Linked DNA regions of Homo sapiens: region 2 is linked to region 1. A link is a contact called in ENCODE Hi-C data. All regions are on one chromosome and are shown on one strand. Each heading gives the region's core, a stretch centred on a gene start or an enhancer-like site at or near the end of the contact. The rest is flanking DNA. Distances are from core to core; before and after follow the strand shown. Region 1 overlaps CAMK1D (calcium/calmodulin dependent protein kinase ID). Region 2 overlaps CAMK1D (calcium/calmodulin dependent protein kinase ID).

Region 1 (7,004 bases), core at 2,883-5,382:
CTGTAGCCCAGACAGTGATGCTCTATGACAAGCATCTTGTCAGACTGAAAAGAGCATCCACGGTTTTTAAATCTCTCAGTGGGGTGTCCTGAATCTGCAGGAAGTGGTGTGACCCGAAACAGATTTCATTTTCCTTTGAAAATGAGACTGCTTCCTGAGATATGGAAAATGCTGCCCAGTACATAGTAAGTACTCAAGAAATAGTAGTTTAAACTACTCTAGAGAGCACAACCTGATGTATCTTGAGAGCCCCTTATGGGAAAATTATCGACATCGTTCGAATTTTACCATGCTGGAGAACAGCTGCAGGAAATGAAACAATCCCAGGCTGAAGTGGGAACCCACACCTAATCGCACGCTCTGAGCAGCTGCTCTGCCATGATGTCCTACCACGGATGCACATGAATAACAGAAAAGCAATTGAACATCCTTAAGTATTTTCATTTTCACAGCAGGGACCCAGGTTCTGCTATTGCTTTCCCGTGGCAACACTGAAAATCAAGGCATGAATGAGTTCTTTCTGAAGCTAAAAGTGATTATCTTTTACCAAACAAATGTGACTAGAGTGCTTGCATAGGAGGATGTCTGCAACTTACAAATGCGTGTGTTTCACGGCATCGTCCATCTTAATGTCAGCTCTTCAAAGACAGGACTGTGCATGTTGTTTTTTCCTTATCAAGCACAGGGACAGATGCAGTTGGTGCTGACGTGTTTTCTGTTATTGTTTGATAACGATGCCAACACCAACACTTTATGTCCAGGTAACTGTCTCTGAGTGTTCTGATGGTAGAGTACATCTCCCAGAGATCCAGTGAGAGCATAAATAAAGGAAGCAGCTCACATCAGCAAATACAGGGCTCCTTCATCTTTGGATAGAGGGAACAGCTGATGGTAGGAAGTGAAGACAGCCCTATGGGTGGCCCAGGAGACCAGTACAGAAGAACTGGCCAAGGATCTGAATAAAGCAAGGATTTAAAGTCAGGAAGGCTACAATCCACAGGAAGGAACCGGCTCCCCACAACGCCCTCAATGAGGGAACAACTGGGCCATGGAAGTGCCCCTCTATGAAAAGTCACGTGCCTCTGCATAGGGTCTAATCCCAACCATTCCTTTGCCTGGTAGGGGCCCCAGAGCCCCTACCATGAGGGACCTGCTAGGAAGAAAGATCCTTTAGCCTCCAGATGGTCAGCGTGTCTGTGGGAGTCAGCGAGGAAACGGTCAGCCCAGAAGGCCAATGACCGTGGGCAGGCAGAACTGAACCACAAGGCAGTGCTTCAAGAAGGTCCTGGCCTCAGTTACTGGAAGTTCAATGTCAAGTTTCCTAAGCACAAACATTATAGCTGAGTTCAGTTCCCAAGGGGGTGATGGATGCTTCCCCAATCATGGAGGGCAACCTTGCATTCAGGACAAGGAGCAGCCACCATACAGACCACGTGCAGTTTTCAAAAGCATTTTTCTTCTTTCCAAATAGATACTGCACCTCCAACTGCTTAAACCTAGGGAGGCAAGAAGTGCTAAGCTTCCCCACAAGGTTACAAGCTCCTGCACGGCAGGAGCTGTGTATTTTTTATTTTCCATCCCCACTGATGGGTGCTTTGAAGGGGCTCAATAAACGTTGGATGAATTAGACCCTGAGCTCCAGAGATAATAGCCTCATCTTAGCATTTACCTTGAGTATCCTGTTTCACTAGAGTGTTCAAAGCAAAGACAGGAACTTTGCTTTCAATCTCTAAACCAGTGGGAATGTTAATAAAGACACCTAAAAAAACCACAAGAAAAATGCAGAAAAGAGAAAAAAAATTACCAGGTCTAAAAAAAAAATGTGGGTGGGAAAGGGGGACTGGAGGCCAGGAGGAGTAGACACTAGTGATCAGAAGCAGAGTGAACACAGTGTCTCCAGAGGAACCTACCAGTTTAAATTCTAGACCCCACCATGGGATTTCGGCATCCAAATCTTTGAGGGTAGGGACCCAGAAACCATGATTTCAGACAAGCTCCTCTACTGCTCCCTAAGTTTCAATACCTCTCATCTACAGGTTTCAGATGGACTCTACCTAGAAATCGGTACCTAGGAGTAGCTCAAACTAAGAGATTTGGAGTGTTAAAAATATTTAACTGGGAGGCCACTAGGCTGAGATGGCTCCAGCACCTTGGGTTCCTAGGTAAGCCAAATGAAGCCCAATGTAAACTGTAAAGTGAAATGTAAGCCTAACCAATCAGAAACTGCCAACTAACCTCTAACTGGGGACCTCCCACCAGATCACACCCAAATAAGGCAAACCGCTAGCTGGAGCCAATCAAATAAATGCTTTACTTTGCTTCCAAGTTCAGCCTATAGAAGCCCACTGCTCATGCTGCCAAAGCCTAGATCTCTGAACCTCTTCTGTTTGTGAGGGCTGCCCAACTCATGAATCCTTTAATGCTCAAAGAAATTCTACTACATTTATTTTGTCGACAGTTTCTCTTTTAAAGGGGGATAAACTCAACCCCTCCTCCAAATGCCCACACTCTCCTCACTTCCTGCTTTCCCTTCTTGGGTCTTCCTGGGCTATGTCCCTTTTTAGGACTGAAGAGCTCTCTCATCTCCACCCCTTTTAGGGTGTCTTACTGCTTGCCAGAAGACAAAACCCTAACAACTCCTTTCCCAGACTCCCCTGCAGCTGGGTTCCATGTGTGGCCTGACTCTCCCCCAAGCAGAGACTTAGCCCTGGAAAGGAGGGAAGGCAGAAGCTGCTACTCATAGTAGGAAGCGATGAGATGCATTCAGAGTTGGCTACACAGCTTTCACAGCCCAGTGCAATACAAAAATGCCAGGCACCTTGTTCAAAAATCAGGAGGAAATACTTTCCCCTTTCTTCTGTGGTCTCTTTATTGACCTGTCATGGTATTTTTAAAATTTGCTATCTAATGTCACGCTTCCTCAGGTGGCAGTGGTCTCTGGGTGGGACCAGAAAGTGGGCAGCTGAACACTCACCCTGGAAACATGGTCAAGGGGTAGGGGACAGAACGGGCTATGGACAGAAGACGCATGGCCCAGAGCACGCACGTTGGACTTGACTTACAAAACGCAAATGCAAAGATACAATCAAGACATTCAAGATGGGCCTGGATCAATCACCCCACCTCAGATGCAAAGGTCCCAGGGACCAGGCCCAAGTTCATGAGCCTAGAATCGGGGGAAGGTGTATTCCACAAGCCAGCAGCATTTTAGTGACTGCCCACATTCTGATAATTCCTCAAGTTCCTAGCTTTAGCAAAAGAAGAATCTCTCCTAAAACCATCCTTTTTTTTTTTTTTTTTTTTTTCAGATGGAGTTTCACTCTTGTTGCCCAGGCCAGAGTGCAATGGTGTGATCTCGGCTCATTGCAACCTCCACCTCCCAGGTGCAAGCGATTCTCCTGCCTCAGCCTCCAGAGTAGCTGGGATTGAAGGCACATGCCACCATGCCTGGCTAATTTTTGTATTTTTAGTAGAGACGGAGTTTCACCATGTTGGCCAGGATGGTATTGAACTCCTGACCTCAGATGATCTGCCCTCTTCAGCCTCCCATAGTGTTGGGATTACAGGCATGAGGCACCACACCTGGTCTCCCCCAGATCACCTTGAAGATCATGCCTGGAACCTCAGCATGGAGTGAGTCTCCTTCCCCGCCTTTCATTGTCAGTGTCAGCACTTGAAATTCTCATCACCCTGTGCTTAAACCAGCTGGAATCATTTCTGCTTTCCGCAAGTGGATCCTGACCTATATAGTCAATTCCTTCCTGCAGCCTGGGCCTGGCTGCAATATGGCTGCCCCACCTACGTCAACCACTTCCTGGGACTTGAACACCGCATGAGGCCGAGCAGATGAGAACCACACGTTCAACCTCCTGGAAACAGTTTCCTGATTTTGTTTTTGTTTATTACCAGAAAAGGAAGTGTCTGAAAACTATGTATTTTCCAGCAGACAAACTGCCTGTAACCTAAACTAGCCTTTAACTTTCCAACCATGGGAAATGTTTCTATATCTGACAGAAACGCTTGAGTTCACTGACTCCCTGAAAGTTTACAGCAGGAAATGAGAAGGGACAGAAACGTAGAGCCCATTGTCATTGGCCCACTTGGTGGGTGGTTCCACATTCTGTCTGACTCTTGGCTGTGGTGGAGGCCGAGTGCTGACAGCCTCAACTGTAAGGCATTCAAAAAGCAAGAAAAATACAAGTGAAATTAACCCATCCCAAAATGTCACTTTGAAATTAGCTGCCTATAAAAACAAGGATCACACCTATAGGCTTAAACGTGGTTGAACAAAACAAACTTGTTTTGTATAAAAGAAATTACCACATCTTGAGATGCTTGGGGTAGGGTTGCTAGGTGGTGCCTGTTATTTTTTCTTGCCCCAAATCACAGCAATGAGAATTTGACATGTCCACTGTTCCTCCCTGTAATGTGGATGTTATCATGCTCTTAAGCTGAGCTCACCTCTTATAATGACAGAACTTCACTCCCATGATTGTGTTATTAGAGTGCAATGGCACGATCTCGGCTCACTGCAACCTCAGCCTCCAAGGCTCAAGTGATTCTCCTGCCTCAGCCTCCCAAGTAGCTGGGATTACAGGCATGTGCCACCACGCCAGGCTAATTTTTTGTATTTAGTAGAGATGGGGTTTCACCACGTTGGTCAGGCTGGTCTCGAACTCCTGACCTCAAGTGATCCACCCACCTCGGCCTCCCAAAGTGCTGAGATTACAGGCGTGAGCCACCGCGCCTGGCCATGTTTTAATGAGAGAAGAAGGCAACGCAACTTCCAATCCAGCACAAAAACTGCCTGACCAAGGGCAGACATTACAAGTTGAGTGGCCCAAGCTTGGGAGGACAGGTAAGTCCAGAAGGAGCTAGATTTAGGAGAGAGGGGAGGAAGGATAAAGGCCACAGGCCACGGGGGATGGTATTTTGTTTATTCACAATTTATTAATTAAAAAAAAATTCCAATAGCTTTTGGGGTACAAGTGGTTTTTGGTTAAAGGGATGAAGTTTATAGTGGTGAATTCTGATTTTTGTTTGTTTGTTTGTTTTTTGAGACGGAGTTTCGCTCTTGTTGCCCAGGCTGGAGTGCAATGGCACAATCTTGGCTCATCGCAACCTCCGCCTCCCGGGTTCAAGTGATTCTCCTGCCTCAGCCTCCAGAGTAGCTGGGATTACAGGTGCCCACCACCATGCCTGGCTAATTTTTGTATTTTCGGTAAAGACAGGGTTTCACCATGTTGACCAGGCTGGTGTTGAACTCCTGACCTCAAGTGATCCACCCGCCTTGGCCTCCCGAAGTGCTGGGATTACAGGCATGAGTCAGCGCAGACAGCCTTGGGTCTTACCTTTAAGAAGCTTCAGTCCAGAGGGAGATTGATCATCATGTAATCATACTGTGCAGAAAAAGTAAAGAGTGCCCTAAAACGGGTTCGTTAAACTACAACTGGCCCACCACCTGTTTTTGTAAATAAAGTTTTACTGGAACTCAGCCCACACATTCATTTACATATCATCTATGGCTGCTTTTAGACTACATCAGACTTGAGTAGTTGCCTATATGGCCTGCAAAGTCTAAAACATTTACTACTGGACCCCTTATAGAAAACATTCACTGACCCCTGGTCTGAAAGAGGAAAATAGGAACCCTAATTTGGACTAGAGTTTAGGAAGACTTCCCTGAGAAAGTGACATTTAAGAGGTATGTGAAAGATGAAGAGGAGGGAGCCAGGCAGAAAGGAGAGAACAAGAGAGATTTTAAGCAGAGGACTCTTAGAAAGGAGACTGGCATATTAAAGCATTCTAAGGACTAAGGCAAACATGACTAAGAGAAAGTAGCTGTTACAGGATTTCTGCCTAATAATGAGTAGTATTACTATTAGTAGCCACGGGAGAAATAGTAGCAGTAGGCTGGCATTGAACAATTACTACGGACCAGGCTGTGTTTGGAGCACTTCAGATACATTAATTCTTTTATACCAAAGAGACTTGTGATTTCAGTATGTTTGGAAATAAGGGGCATGAAACTGCATCTGCAGAGCCTTCACATAAAACTGAGAAAACGTCAGTTGGACACATCAGAGAATGGGGGGTTGGGTGGGCTGACAGACACTTGGGGATGCCTAAATCCCTGTCGCCTACCCCTCTAAATACCACGCTGGCCATGTCATTTCTTACTGACACATAAAACAGTCTCTAAAACAAGACAATGTCATCACTTTAATTAAAGTTCATTATTGATGTTTAAAAGAAAAATACTCTTGGCTGGCAAATAATGAACCTTAGTTGTGATTTCAGACTTTCTATCTATATTGAGAAATACTGGAAAACAAGAAGAATCCTCATCTTCAAAATAAGAAAGAAGAATGGATTCCGGAAAGGAGAAAGATAGAGGGTGCCTGACATCTTCCTCCTTGGGAGATCGCAGGGAGATGATGAAATGAAAGTTGTACAAGCATTTAGAAAACACTAAAGTGTGGACTTCAAGCCGGCCCAACCTTCTCTCCTGTCTTAAGTGACCAGGTCTGGAGAATGCCACCAACAGAGTGCATGTCAATTTCAGCCAAGCAATCAACGGGGGCGTTTTCATATTTCCTTTTGAAATAAGAAAAGACAAATTGGCTTTTTTAAGGAAAAAAACAGAAAACAAAAACAGCTGAGCGTGGTGGCTCACGCCTGTAATCCTAGCACTTTGGGAGGCCGAGGGGGTGGATCACAAGGTCAGGAGTTCAAGACCATCCTGGCCAACATAGTGAAACCCTGTCTCTACTAAAAATACAAAAAATTAGCTGGGCGTGGTGGCATGTGCCTGTATTCCCAGCTACTTGGGAGGCTGAGGCAGGAGAATCACTAGAACCCAGGAGGCGGAGGTTGCAGTGAGCCGAGATCGCGCCATTGCACTCCAGCCTGGGGGACAGGGCGAGACTCCGTCTCAAAAAACAAACCAACCAACCAACCCTATTATGTAGATTTAGAGCTGCCTACGTGAACAGAAACAGAGA
Region 2 (7,004 bases), core at 1,514-4,013, 120 kb before region 1:
CAGCTGTCAACATAACCCCGTTCCCTCCTCCTGCTCTGATCCCATCCATCCAAGCGATCTTCTGATTACAGTTTGCCTTTCTAAGTATTTTTGCCCTAAAGGGGAAAGACGATGCTACTTAGCCAACATGAGCCCACTGGATAATTATACATTTTATTATGAATCAATAATACTGGCATTCTGTCTCTGTTGAGGGATTCTGTTCCAACAAAAGCATCCACACTTGGTGTGTTGACAAACCAGCTGAAGTCTAGATGCTGGGCTGTGGGGCATCCATCCAGGTGAATGCCACTTGTTGGGGGCCCTGCTTCCATGGCCACCTGCCCTTCCCCACATCTGACCACATCCTAACAAACATCTGCAACTGAAGGGAGGACATGTAGGGGTCCCCCAATCCTCCTTTCTTCCTTTCTCCCTGCTCAGATTTCTACAAACATGGATCCTAGTCCGCATTCCCTCCCTGTTTCTTTTTGGTTTTTGATCTGACCAATAAGCCACCAGTGAACAACTGTGTACCGTGCCGACAGAGAGACCATTCCGGCCTCAAATGTCATTGCTGTGAGAAGCCAGTTAGCAATGGGCACCCCTGGAATTCGTGGGAGCAAAGTTAACCCAATGCTGCACTTCACCAACCTCAGGGTAAAACGCAACTCATGGAAACCTCAAAGCTGAAACAGGACTTAGATAAACTAAAGGCATCGTCCACAAGTTGCCTATCATTTGACTTCTTAAAAGCAGCACTCACTTGGTGAAACCCTGTTACTACTAAAAATACAAAAAATTAGCCGGGCCTGGTGGCGTGCGCTTGTAATCCCAGCTACTCAGGAGGCTGAGGCAGGAGAATCGCTTGAACCTGGAAGGCAGAGGTTGCAGTGAGCCAAGGTGGCGCCATTGCACTCCAGCTTGGGCAACAAGAGCAAAACTCCATCCCAAAAAAAAAAGGGAGGCACCCACTTAACAGAAACTCTAAGGAGATCTGAAATAGGTACCATGCCTCCGGGAATGTCAAAACCATCTTTTCCATGGAGAAGTATATATTTTTTACATGCTCATGCCTCCCTCCTTTCACAGAGGGTGGGCTCTGAGGCTCTCCCAGGTATGGAACTGACAATGAAGCTGGCTGCTGCTAAGCTCAGTACCCTCCCCTTCGCTGCTTTACTTTTCTCATCAGTACAGGGGTGTGTGTGTAGGCGGGGGAGATAATAGAGTCTAATTCTCTGAGCCTGATAATCCTACAGCTGAATCTTCCCCTCCGTTATGGACTGAATGTTAGTCTCCCCTACCCCTAAATACACACGAAACCCTAACCCCCAGTATGATGGTATTAGGAGATGGAGCCTTTGGGAGACGATCAGGTTAGATGATGTCAAACAAATGGGGCCCCCAGGATGCGATTAGTGTCCCTATAAGAAGAGACGCCAGAGCCCTCTTTTTGTCCACCATGTGAGAACACAGTGAGAAGGAGGCCGTCTGCAAACCAGGAAGAGAGCCCTCACCAGGAAGTGAATCAGCCACCACCTTGCTCTGGAACTTCCACCCTCCAGAACTGTGAGAAATACACATCCACATTGAAGCTGCCCAGTCTACAGCGTTCTGTTGTAGCAATTCCAGCTAAGACACCCTTCTTCACCCTGTGTGCCCCTCCATGGCGCTGCTGCAGGCTGGCTTGGTATTATAGTTATGTGTGCGCCTGTCCTAGCTGTGAGTACTCTAGACACAGGGCTGCATCCTGACATTCCTGAACCTGCAACACTGACCCCAGCAGTGTGACGCTTCCAAAAACATCAGCTCCTATTGTCCCTGGAGAGCTTCAGTTGAAGGAGAGCGGAGCTTCCCTTAGGGTGGCCCTCAAGCTTCTTGGTGAAGTTCTTAAAAGCATCTTCCACATCTGCTATGTCCTTTGTACCTGATAAAATGCACAAATCAGCAAATAAACCTACTCTGCCCCTCAAAAGCATCAATCAACAAAGCTAACAGAGGAACAGCTGATACATTTGCCGATCACATTTTCCACTGAAAAACTTAGGAGAAACCTGATCTGTTGGTAGGGCACACAGAAAATCTGAAATTACGTCTGAGAAAAACATTTTACCTTTATGGGAGGTATACATCTAAATAGAAATATAAGGACAGAATTTTATTTTGGACCAAGTTATTTTTCATGGCATATTGAAAAACGAACGTTTGATCATCACTGCTGTCAATGTTGCCTTCATTCTAGACTAGCACTGGTGTTTCTGTAAAAACAGGGTGTAGACAGAGTAGATATTTAGATCTGCTAGAAAGGACAGAGACCAAAGTGGTGTGAGGACTCCGGCTCCGGGCCAGAGCGTCCTTCCCTGCCTCATATTAACAGGGAACGCAATGACATTCACCTCTTCTTATGAGAATGCAGAATATTTTACCTGGCACTGCTCTCTCTGAAAAGAGCAGCAAGCAGTACCAAGAAGCAGCAAATACCCTGGCAGATGATTTTAGGATCTCCATACTCTGACAAAGAAAAATATAAATGAACATAAAATGTAAAACATTCTGAAACTCCAAAAGGCAGGAATGAAGGGAATACGTGAGAGCTCTTCCAACGATGCATTCTCATGCATATTTATCTACAAGACAGCCTGCTGAGTTCATTACTGTCTATCACAGAGGGACTGAATTTCCTTTGCCTTTAAATGCCTGTCCCCTAAAGCAAGGTTCAGTTTCTCGCTCTGTGTTTTCCCCCTTAGCCTGCAGGTGGCGCCCCCGTTCCAGTCCCCTATGACCACTGCTGAAAATGGCTAGATCTTGGATTCCTCAGAAACAAGTTCTTGCCACATCACCTTATGCGACTGAAACAGGCGGTTTTCTCTTTTGCTTTTAGCCAGAACCCAACTGTTCCTGGAATCACAGGGCCAGAAGACTTGATTAAGCTGAAATTAATACCAAGAAATAGAAGGGGAGAAAAAGAGGACAGACTTTCATGACTGGGAGCTCTATCCAACAACAGGCTTATGTGGGAGGTGGATTTTGACTGCATGATGAAATACACAAGCAATACATTCAAAACCTTAATCCACCCAGCAAAGATCCATGGTATATAGTCTGAACAAGTTGATGAAAACTCCAATAGTGATTGATCAAATGTCAAAGGCAACAGACATTTGGATAACTTTTTATATACCCTGGTGTACACTCGGAGGTACATATCGCCGGTGGGGTTGTGTTCAGCCTGGATGTCTTTGTTTATATACCAGAGGTTCTGCTGTGTGATTAGTTATTTGTTCTTAGTGGAATACAGTGTAGGTCTTTACACACTCCCCCTCTTGCCTGGGTCCTGACTCCTAAGGTTGCATTTTCACTGGGAAAGGTTGGATCGCATTCTGGGCAGCAGCAGGTGGCTGAATCCAAGCTTGCTGGTGGCAAATTATCCTGGCCCCCATCCCACAACTTGCAGGACCTGAGCCCGAAAGAAGTCTGTACACCTGGTCTCTCAAGCCACTGTCAAGAGGGCTAAAAACTTTGACGTACAAAAGACTGTATCGAAGGCATTTGTTTCTTCTCTGTCTTTGTCACTAATCTGTGGGCTCTTTATTTTTCATGTTCATATTTTCCATAGCTCATGTCATTTCTAGCATATAATAGATGCTCAATAAACATGTACGGAATGAATGACAGGGTACAGCCAAATTACCGAAAGTTATCAAGACACTGTCCAGAAATACTCTGGTGGCAGTAGTGTGTTACTTACAACGTAAATCAATGTCATTACGTCGGGATCCAGCTGTTGTGCCCATTTACAGAAATATACTTTAGGTTCTAAGTGGGAAAATTAAAGAAGAAGTTAAGTGTCTGTGAAGCTGATAGTTACAAACGGTAACACTTAATTTTCTTCTGAAAGATGATATACTGCTCTAAGCATTTATATAGTATTTCATTTAATCCTCATGACAATCTCTGAGGTAAATACAACTATGATCACATTTTAGAGGAAACTGAGGCACAGAAAAGTTAAGAAGTTTGCTCAAAGTCACACGGTAACTTGAAGAGTCAGGATGCAAACCTATGCAGTCTGACTCCAGAGCTGGGGAAACAAAAACAAGAAACTGCAGGCATCGACTCTGCGTCCTTCAATTCCCTTCCTACTGGCTTTTTATCAAAGGTAATCTTTCCTTAGACATTTCCCAACTGCTAAATATGCCTACAATCCACCAGCTACCACATAATAAAAAAGTTAAACAAAGTAACAAAACTCAGCAGAAATACTTTGAAGCTGATTAAATCATAAATTTGAATGTTTTCCCGAGGCAGTAAGTAAATAGATATTTTCATGGATGTTGCTACAGAGAGGAAACTGAATCACTCCATAATCCTACAGCTATACAAGATATCGGGTGACAGATTAAAACACACAGGCCCTCCTCTCCACCTCTATGTACCTAGAGCACTAAGTTTCCTTTTCTTGTGAAAAAGCTTCTTGCTGTTTCTGAGTTTGCAGACTCTTAGCTTTGGGCTGTCTCAATACTAGATATTTTTATTCCCCTAAGATTTCAGAATGCATTCAGTTCTTTGTATCTGTCATATTTTCATTTTCCCTCCTTAGACTCTGCATTGCAAAGTCCTTTCCATTTGCGAGTTTGTTTCAACAATGGCAAAGAGGTGGGGACAGCTGGTGCCTTCTGCAGCCACTGTCTCCCTTTACCAAGAAAAAAAAAAAAATCCTCCAACCACGGCCTTAGCACTCCTCACATTTTCTCAGCCAAGAATTTTCTCAGCTACAATGTATTCCATCTTTACAAGCCCACAAGGCCTTTTTGTTTTTTTCTAATTTTCCATTTATATAACTGTGGAGGCTCCAAGCTCCAAGTCGGCTTTCCCAGAGCCTCCACAAAGAGGTTCTCACCCGCCCCCCACATAGGTGACTCACCCAGGAGGAAGGTCTGACAAGGAGGAAAGATGTCTGAGGCTTGGACCTGGGTAGCCACCTTCTGCCAAAAGATCTGTGCCCCCCACTCCCATGCCACAGTTCAGGCCCCAGGGCATGGGTGCCTGCTCCCTTGGCTGAGACTCGAACTGGGATGCCGTTAAGAGATGCAACTCCGGGTCGGGCGTGGTGGCTCACTGACTTCAAGTGATCCTCCTGCCTCGGCCTCTCAAAGTGCTGGGATTACAGATATGAGCCACCACGCCTGGCCTAATGGGATCATTGAAAACAAGCCCCACTACATCAAACAAGTCATCCATATTTAATAACCAATAATATCGTAGATTAGGAAGATCCTATTACCAAAGAGTCCCTAACAACCTCAAAATGAATAGAAGAAAACAGCCCACCTGTCCAAAAGGCCATGATGCTTATACTGTCTTGGGAGTTAATATCTGTAATTCAAGGAAACTGGCACTTTTAAAGAGGATAGGGACATGCAAATTATATTACAGGCAAAGCGTCAACTCTTTTGCTGAGGCCGTCTGAAGCTTTATAGAAACAAGTGCAAAAGTATATTATGGAGCTTAATGAAAAAATAAATTGTGTTTACGTGATCTTAATCACAGTTTTATTATTCTATATTGAGATCCAGCTGGGATCAGGGATTGGGTGGCAAGAAGGGAAGGGGGAGTGCACAGCATATGCGTTACTCTTCCTCTGCTTCTGTGCCCATCAGATGGAGTTACGGCGCTTCCTTCTTCTCCTTCCCTCCCTCCCATCACCACCCAAACTCCATCTCTTTCATAAACAGCATGTAAACGTATCAGTCGCCACTGGGACTTTAAGAACGTCTCCCAGGCATAAGCTGGGAGTGCACTGTCATTGCAGGATACTAGCCCCACAGCACAGGTGGCAGAGTGCAAGAGGTGCATACGTGGAACCTCTGGGGGGACTATTAAGGCCCTCACTAAAACCACTGTGTGTGCAGCACTAAATAAAATGTATTGTGTTGTAGAAATGTATTCTGACCTTTAGAGAGCGAAGGTTAAACTAAATACAATGGGGGCTCTAGCCGTGGCAATGACAATGCTGCCTCGGTCACTCTTAGGCAAAGTCTATCATAGGATTCCACGTAGGGTTACAGGTCGGGCAGAGGGGGGATCCCATTTACTGAGTATCTCCTATGGCCTGCACTCTGTGCTAAGCATATTTAAATCCTTATAAATCCTCCCAACAGAAGGCCTTGGAGGGAGCATGTTTATGGCTAATTTCACAGCTATGAACGTAGGCTCTGAGAGGGTCTTGCCAAACATAATAAACTTCAAAGGCAGGTATGCGAGGCCCCCTGGTGTTCTTGCTATGCCATGCTTCCTCAAAACATTTACTTGTCCTCCTCATACTCAAAGAATCCAAGAGAGATTAGAGACAAGAAACTATCATGTTGAATAAATTGGCCTCTGCCCTCTAAGTTCTGGAATTCCCCAGAGCTGAGCAAGCCTTCCCTTCCCTAGCTCTCTATTTTCTGACTGTGCTCATTCTGCGTCTGCTCTATAACAAGCTCCAGCAGACATTTCCTGTCCTTCCTCCGCAGGCTTTGGCCACCTGCCTTGCTGCCAATGTTTTATTTGACCCTCTACCTCTCCTCTCCTTTTTAATAAACACTTTAAATTCTTGTTGGGAAGAGGATATGGGATGCCAAATTGGATTACTAAGTGAGAACTCAAAATCAAAATGACACAGATCACATTTTACCCCAGTCAACACAAATAGAACAACAAAAACTTAACATATTCAAAACAAAAACACATGATTATAATACTACTTCTGATATGCCAAGCTTACAGTGAAACCTTAATTAGTCAGGCCTCCACTAACTGGCACGCTGAATAACTGGAATTAATTTTTTCTGAATTCTGTTTTTAAGCAAAAGAAGCAAGAGACAGCTAAAGTACATCCACTGCTGGCTGAAAGGAGCAAATTCCAGGCTATGTCCTGGGGCTGGGATCTGTCCACCTCTCCTTCCGTAACTCCTATCTCTCTCCAGCTGGAAAACTCTTTTATGTGCCTGTTAAGTTGTATTTTAAATATCTTTGTGATGGGT

The links. A loop is a pair of places that touch in the nucleus more often than their neighbours do. Pooled maps may share reads with other maps.
Region 2: a loop to region 1 is called in a pooled map, with 3 times the contacts of the local background. The contact joins two enhancer-like sites. A Hi-C loop is called at or near these places in 2 of 168 maps with a recorded cell type or tissue (PC-3 and sigmoid colon) and 9 of 50 pooled maps.

The regions. Positions count from the first base shown.
Region 1 is chr10:12,591,644-12,598,647 of GRCh38, reverse strand. The region is part of intron 2 of CAMK1D (calcium/calmodulin dependent protein kinase ID); the gene reads right to left. Among named protein-coding and RNA genes, the nearest start is that of MIR4480, 16 kb to the right of the region's middle. Within about 2 kb of position 4,132, at least 4 of the 41 ENCODE cell types and tissues checked have a DNase peak (open chromatin) inside an H3K27ac peak, as active enhancers do.
Region 2 is chr10:12,707,015-12,714,018 of GRCh38, reverse strand. The region is part of intron 3 of CAMK1D (calcium/calmodulin dependent protein kinase ID); the gene reads right to left. Among named protein-coding and RNA genes, the nearest start is that of MIR548Q, 15 kb to the left of the region's middle. Within about 2 kb of position 2,763, at least 9 of the 41 ENCODE cell types and tissues checked have a DNase peak (open chromatin) inside an H3K27ac peak, as active enhancers do.